Regions from separate parts of the Homo sapiens genome. Here regions 2 and 3 are each linked to region 1. A link is a loop called in an ENCODE intact Hi-C map of the cell type or tissue named here. Cell type or tissue: PC-9. All regions are shown on one strand. Region 1 holds the start of LOC101929380 (a long non-coding RNA gene). Region 2 overlaps LOC101929380 (a long non-coding RNA gene). Region 3 overlaps LINC01949 (long intergenic non-protein coding RNA 1949).

The links. A loop is a pair of places that touch in the nucleus more often than their neighbours do. Peaks named below come from ENCODE experiments on the same cell type or tissue, not always from the same donor. Only the 100,000 strongest peaks of a DNase experiment are listed, where the experiment ranks them.
Region 2: a loop joins it to region 1, with 3 times the contacts of the local background. A loop is called at or near these places in 3 of 110 quality-filtered maps.
Region 3: it touches region 1 in a loop (6-fold over the local background); 3 of 110 quality-filtered maps call a loop at or near these places.

Annotation. Positions count from the first base shown.
Region 1 is chr5:87,119,574-87,122,073 of GRCh38, forward strand. It overlaps MIR4280HG (MIR4280 host gene), which reads right to left. Exons shown (of 2, transcript NR_186582.1): 1 at 2,248-2,500. LOC101929380 (a long non-coding RNA gene) reads left to right here and starts at 575. Exons shown (of 4, transcript NR_105018.1): 1 at 575-621. In PC-9, no CTCF peak of the experiment used is centred here; DNase peaks (open chromatin) are centred at 1,148 and 1,878; H3K4me3 peaks cover 500 bases; H3K27ac peaks cover 2,500 bases.
Region 2 is chr5:87,209,483-87,211,982 of GRCh38, forward strand. All of the region lies in intron 2 of LOC101929380 (a long non-coding RNA gene), which reads left to right. Among named protein-coding and RNA genes, the nearest start is that of LINC01949, 28 kb to the right of the region's middle. In PC-9, no CTCF peak of the experiment used is centred here; a DNase peak (open chromatin) is centred at 1,469; H3K27ac peaks cover 1,236 bases.
Region 3 is chr5:87,228,599-87,231,098 of GRCh38, forward strand. The region is part of intron 2 of LINC01949 (long intergenic non-protein coding RNA 1949); the gene reads right to left. The region is part of intron 2 of LOC101929380 (a long non-coding RNA gene); the gene reads left to right. Among named protein-coding and RNA genes, the nearest start is that of LINC01949, 9.4 kb to the right of the region's middle. RefSeq lists an enhancer at 2,481-2,500. In PC-9, no CTCF peak of the experiment used is centred here; a DNase peak (open chromatin) is centred at 1,393.

The DNA of each region.
Region 1 (2,500 bases):
GTGATCACAGTCAGACACAGCAGCTTCTCTGAAGCCCTCTCCTCTCTCAAATATTCCACAAATTACAATCTTCTATTTCTAGAGATTCATTTCTAGGGAACTAAGCAAAGCTCTCAATAGGGGTATATATTTGGTCTATACTAGTTACTAGAAACTCAGTATCAGTTGACTTACATGACTGAGAAGGCAGGGACTAAGATACAAAGTATGCAGGTGAGTGTGGATAGGGCAGGGCACCAAGTTGTGCATAGAAGCCCCACTTGGGAGGCACTGCTGGGAAAGACATCCTAGGTGGGGAAGTGGAGCATGGGTGGAGCTTGGTGGGCAAGGGTGGGCAACACGGACACTAGCTTATATGGTTTGGCTCTACGTCCCCACCCAAATTTCATCTTGTAGCTCCCATAATTCCCACGTGTTGTGGGAAGGACCCAGTAGGAGATAACTGAATCATGGGGTGGGTCTTCCCTTGCTGTTCTCGTAAGTCTCACGAGATCTGACAGTTTTAAAAACGGGAGAGAGAGCACAAGTCCTCTCTCTCTTTTCCTGCCGCCATCCACCTAAGATGTGACTTGCTCCTTGCCTTCCACCATGATTGTGAGGCCTCCCCAGCCATGTGGAAATGTAAGTCCATTAAACCTCTTTCTTTTGTAAATTGCCCAGTATCTGGTATGTCTTTATCAGCACCATGAAAATGGACTAATACACTAGCTGTGTCACACACAAGAGTAAGAATATGATAAAGTGCCCATTTTTTGCTACATGACTATTTTGCTCAGAGCCATCCAGGAAAGAAAGAAAATAAGAAAGGGAATTGAGGTTATGGAATGCCAAAATAAAAAGACCATGAAGGCAGGAAGTTTGTCTAATTTGTGCTTGCTTTATCCCAGAGCTCAGAACAGTGCCTGACACTCAAATAGGTTTTAAGCATATGAACAAATGCCTACCTGGTGATAGGCCTTGTGCTTGGGACTTTACCTGCATTAGCTCATTTAAGTCTCACACATCAACACAGATGAGGAAATCGAGATACAAAGAGTAAGTGTCTTGCCCTAGGTCATCCAGCCAATGAACAGCAGTGCCAGAATTCAAATCCTAGCCTAATTGACTAAAGCCAGTGCTATTAACCACCATGAAATGCTTCTTCACTAGACAGGAAACCAGACGATGACTATAGCATACAGTAATCTGAGTTTGGCACAACTCACTGTGATGATAGCATCATTCAGATACAAACTGGAGGAACCAGTTTTAAAGAAGGGTGAGGGGATGCAGAATATTAAGGGAAGCTGAGTGGTCAGGCTGACTCTATGTTATGGTATCAAATTTGGCTTGCCTGAATTTTAATTAGGACAAGAAATATTTCAAAGCACAAATGAGAAGTTATTTTCATCTCTGCTTCTCTCTTTAATTCAGAGTTCTCTAGAAGAAAAACAGGAAATGTTCCTATATTAAGCAAGTGGTATCAAAATCTATCATATCAGTATTGAAAAGCACCAGGTAATTTCTTAGATTCAGAAACCTCAATTTATCCCTAATGAAATACTAAGAAGGCTGCAATAACCAATTACTCAGAAACATTTTGGTGTTTCTTTGGCTGACTTAAACTGAATTATTTCTATATCCAACTGTTTCTATTAGTCATCACAAACTCAAAGACATTAGTTTATTCTGGTACTTTAAAAAATAATACACAATAGAAAAACAAAAACATAGGATGAATAAATGGGAGGAAATATATATCAATTAGTACCATTCATTTTTTATTCATTACTATGGTATTGAAGGACTTTGGCAGGTGACATTGTATATCCAGGCTACTAAGTCTATTTCTGAATGTTTCTACTGCATACCAGAGAAGAGTGAGGCAACAGAGACCAAACTGCCAGCCTTGGACCAGCTAGTAAAGAACGGAAATGAGTCATCCATTTTTCACCCACACTCTTGAAACTAAACCTGAAAAGGAAAAAAAGTTTGATACAAAATAGAACTTGTTTATTCCCCTATCCACATTTGCTAGAACAGTGCCTAGCATAAATGTTTATGGAATAGATGGTTTAATAAATATTTGTTGAATGAATAAACAAGTGAATTTTTTTTTTCTATTTTTCCCTCAAGCTACGAATATGCAGGAAGGCAAGAAAAAGAGAATAATGCTGATTGCCCACAGAACTCGTTTGCTGAGACTACAGACAGTTTTGTAGTCAAGATCCGCTTAGACAAGTAATAGGCATTTTAAACTTAACATACCTGGAGTAGAACTTCTAATTTCCTCCCTTATAAATTGTTCTCCCCCAGTCTTCTCTCAGTAAATGCATTTCCACTTCACGAGCAGCTCAAGGCAAAATCCTAGGGGAGATGCTTGATTCCTCTCTTCCCCTTGTTCTCTATATCCAAACCCTCAATATGTAGACCCTACTCCCAGAGTGTATCCAGAATCTAATTACTATTTCCAGTACTACCATGCTAATCTCACCACCATTGTCAAACACCTGCACTACCA
Region 2 (2,500 bases), 90 kb after region 1:
GGAGCCTTAAAAGTAATTAGGTCCCAGTGTAAGAAAATGGATAATGAAGGTATTCCTATGTGGTTGATTTATTTTATAAGTAGATTTGTAATCTTTATAAAGCCATTACTAATTGTTCCACTTGCATAACATATAATTAAAAGGAAGGTTTATGGTTCCAACACTATTACAGTAGCAGAGAAAAATGTCCTACCATAAGGCTAAGAACTAGGAATTGGCTTTGATTTGAACAATGATAATTATTACAGCCAACATCTACAAATAATACAGGCTATACTTATAGCTTACTGTTACTTACATGAATTATTACAACGAACATTTTTTAAACATTGACATTGCCAAGCATCATGCATTTCATATAAATCAACTTTAATCTTTACACTAAGCACCCCCTACAGGGAAGTATTATTTTCCTATTTTACTAATGAGAAAACTGAGACTAAGGGAGGTGAAGTGACCTGACCAAGACGGTATTTAGGATGTGCATTTTGAATCTCTGTATCATTTGTCCCCCAAAACGCCAAACTTACTAATTTCTATTCAGCCTCCCAGGCTCACAGAACCAAGCCCAGAAGTCAGAGTATAAGGTCTGTAGCACAGTATATAATTCAGCTAACTGGAGCAAATAAATGACTTGAATTTTAAAAAAAAAAATTAGGATCTGAGCTAGATAGAGGTTAGCTCTTTTCTTGGCTTTCTACTTTAACTTTGCTTCACATTCATCCAAAAGAGAAATGGGACTGAAAGCACAGATAATCATAACTAAGCCCTTAGTCATTGTTATTTTATTATTAATGTACTTGGAGGAAAATAAACTTCCTAACCTTCTCTTGAATTCTCTGAGTTAGCCAAACAATCCCAGATAATCCTTTTCTATGACCAATGGGCTAAAATTTAAAAAAAAAGAAAATAATTATAATAGCAACTATAAACCAGATTTAAACCCATCGTAACTGAGTATAACAAGTCTCCCAAATTCCACTTTTCCTCATACCTACCTTAGCACACTTGCTTTGCTAGTCCAGCTATAATTGAAGAACAATTAACGTTAGCATCACATAATATATAAAAGGGAAAGAGACTACTTTTTCCACAGCCAGTGCCTTTTGGAGGTGATCCTCATACAAATTGTGTATTTTGGGTGATTTATACTTGCAATATTTTTCTTAAATATAAATAAAAGCACTCATATAGACAAATAAGCAGAAATAGTTCTCATTGAATTTTCATATTCTAGATTTTTTTAATTAAATGGTGATGAAAGGCTGGTATTTAGATTTGGCAAACAGACACCTAAAGGAAATTTTAAAATTTGGCAGCAGACTGCCATGGTATTCATTTATGATAGTAATTTTGAAATCGACAGGCCTTATTCTGTAGACAGCCTTTGATAGAGCTGTTTCAAAATGAGTGAGATTTATTTAAATCATTTCCTCCACCTCAAGAACTTGAGCTTGACAGACATGGACTAAACTAATCTAACCTGTTTTTCAATATCTGGATCTACTGGGAAGCCAGCCAACCAAGAAGAAATAAAAACTCTCTAATGTGGTAGAAACAAAATCACATATAGCATAGCTAGATGAAAAAAAAAATGTAGTTGGGAAACCCACATTGATCTCAGTCGAAAGTGGACTGAATTTGTATGAATACCTGTACCAAAAATCAATCTTTGACTAAAAATGTAGAAGAGAAAAGTACAGTTAAATATGTGAATGGAAAATGGGCTTACTTTACATTGTATAGTGAGTCTTTCAGAGGCACAACCTGACTGAATGCCAAAATTATCAGGGGGAATTTCTGGCAAATATTTTGCCATCCCATACCTGGAGGCTGTGATGGGACTGCCTCAGGATTAGGCTTGGAACATAGAGGATTCCTTTAAAAACAAAACTAAACAAAAAAACATGGAGGTATGGGGGCAGAAATAGTCCCAATAGTGCCAGTTCACCAATATAGGTGCACTCTGATTAGAAAGAACAGTAAGAAAGACAGAAGTTAGACCCACCCTAGAAACCTCAGATTGGGATGACTGTTGGGGCCTCAGAGTTCTCTGGGTAGACTGGAGAATCAAGCAGAAATTGGCTACTTAGAAGAGACCAAGGAGAAGGAAAAGTCATAAAAAGAGAGAGGGAATACACAAATAATAAATTTAGCTGACTTGATCACTGTGCCTCTGGAGAGACTCACCTGAAAATCAAAGGCACAAAATCTAATTGGCCTGAAGACATATTTCCAGCCAGTAAAATTTATCTTAATCTTACCCTCACCTTCATCTTTATTAACATTATAATTATATTCTGCAGTTTATTCCTAAAAAATATCTTAGAGATTATCTAGCTCAAACTGTTCAATTAGAGGATATGAAAACTGAAACCAGAATCATTTAGTGATGGGCCCAAGGTTAGCTAATAAGTTAGTTGCCAGAATCTCCTTCAGACAACTAGGTCAAGTTTCTTATTATTCTATGCCAATGTTTGCCAATCCTCAGTCATTTCTG
Region 3 (2,500 bases), 110 kb after region 1:
GGAGACCTTGACAAAGGTCCACCTCACTGCAGAGGTGGAAACAGAAGCTACATTAGAATGGGGTGAATAATTAATTGGAAGAAAGAAAGTGGTGATAGTGAACATTGATAACATGTTTAAGATGTTAAATAGAAGAATTAAAAGTAATAGGGCAGTATCCAGAAAATAAGATGGAATCAACAGAAGTGTGTTTACTTTTTTTTTTTTTTAACATGGGGCATGTCAGATACGTTAATAGGTATGATCTAACAGAAAGGGTGAGAGTGATGCTGCTAGATAGAGGAGCAGAGGAGCAAATACTCCTAGTCCATGACAAGCAAGAGGGGATTAAATCCAGAGAAAAATAGGAAGATTTGCATTTGATAATGGCAGAGATATTTCCTTCACTGTAACAAAAAGGACAAAGTTTCTGTTTGGTTAGATTTCGTGTGGGAAGATGAGGGAGTTTACCTTCAATGTTTTCTATTTTCTTTTCCCTTTTCTTTCTTTTTTTTCTTCTGCTTCTTCTTTTTTTTTTTTTTTTTTTTTTTTTTTTTTTTTTTTTTTGAGACAAGGTATCACTTTGCTGCACAGGTTGAAGTACAGTGGTACAGTCATGGCTCACTGTAGCCTTCACAAACCCAGTCATTTGGACTCCTAGGTTCAGGCAATCCTCCTGCCTCAGCCTCCAGAGTAGCTGGGACTATAGGCATGCTTCACCATGCCTGGCTAATTTTTTTTTTTTTAAATAGGGACATGATCATGCTATGTTGACCAGGCAGGTCTGGAACTCCTAGGCTCAAGCAATCTTCCCACTTTAGCCTCCCAAAATGCTGGGATCACAGGCTTGAGTCACTGTGCCCAGCGGATACCTTCTGTTTTCTCAGTTAAGCAGGGAAGGTGTGTGAAGGGTGAAGTGCAGGTTTTCAACTGTCATCTGAGAAAGTCAAAAGCAAATCTGCTAGAAAAACATACAAGAATGGTAGGCAGTATTGAATGGCTAGTTGAAGTTTTTGTGATGAATTTCAAGTGTTATCAGTCACCCTAGTATTTTCTACCAATGTTAAGCTACTGAAGTTCAAACAAGGAAAACAGTAGTTTGCAGATTACAATAGGGCTAAAGAACTGCAGCAATGGAAGACTCAGGTAAATGAATTAGAAGAACAGGAGGTGATGGTCATAAAGTAGGATGCTTCAAATAAAGAATTACCAGGTGGTTTCATTAGTGGTGATAAGTTCCAGTGGTCTTGTGATAGGTGGCAAAGGTGGGATAGAGGAAAACATTGAAAGAGGAGAGGTCAAGGAATAGAGAAGCTAAAGTTCAGAGTGTTTCTTCTACATGGTTCTTGGAATCACTAAGAACAATGACAGGAATGAAGATGTACAGGAAGGCAGTGAGTCAGTAGTTGAAGTATTAAGTGAATGAAGAGAAATGATTAGGAAGGTAGATAGGAATTACCGCCAAGAAGTCATGGGTAGTAAAACCGGATAGGAAAACACAGAGTACTTGATCAGCTAAGATTGGAAGGATATTGTCCTAAAGACAATGTATCATGGCTCTTTATATATATATATTTGTTTATATTTATATATAATATATGATATATATTTATATATAATACATATTTATATATAAATATGTATTTTAAATATATTTATTTATATTATATATATCATATATATTCAGTTACATACATATGTGACTATGAATAACTCTACAATGTGTTTTCATTTTTTAATCATATGCTCTTATCAATCAAGGATTCTGAGCATATAATATTTATAAATCACAAATATGCTACTCTGCAGATAGTTATTACAAAAGAAATTTTATAGGATTAAATATATACATCAAATAAACTAAGCCTAATATTTCAAACATCTTTACTCTCACTAGAAAATTATTAATCATTTTATAATTGAAAATACTTTATTTTTAAAAACCTTGATTTAAACTTTGGAATCAAGTGATTTGAAAGTCCGGTACTAAGTTTAGTTTACATCAGTACATGATTTTAATGATTTTCCTAACTGAAAAAGAAACCTCACAAAAACATTTGTGTGCAAATGAAATGTATCTCTGGCTGTGTTTACCAAATTCTGATACTCATTTTTTAATCCTACTTAGCAACTATACAAAAGTTTTCATAACTTTCATATAATAAATATCAATTTATCCTGATGTCACTAAACTTTTCTATAAACTAATAAAAAGTTATAATATTCTTATGTAATAAATGAATTTAAAACTCACTGAATTCTTTATGTGAAAGATTTAGAATAAATTAGAAAAATCTTGTTAGGCATGCTGATAAGGGGATTTTAAAGAAGCTGTAATAATTTTTAGCTGTATCACTTAAAAATGGAAAATTTTTCAGTTTATATTCAAAATGCCCTTTTCATAGCACAAATTTCTTTCAAAAACAAGATACTTTTTAATAATTGCTAAAATACTATTTTTTTTATCTGTGAGAGATTAAATATAAGGACTGTTTTTGTTGTTTGAGACAGGATCTGGCTC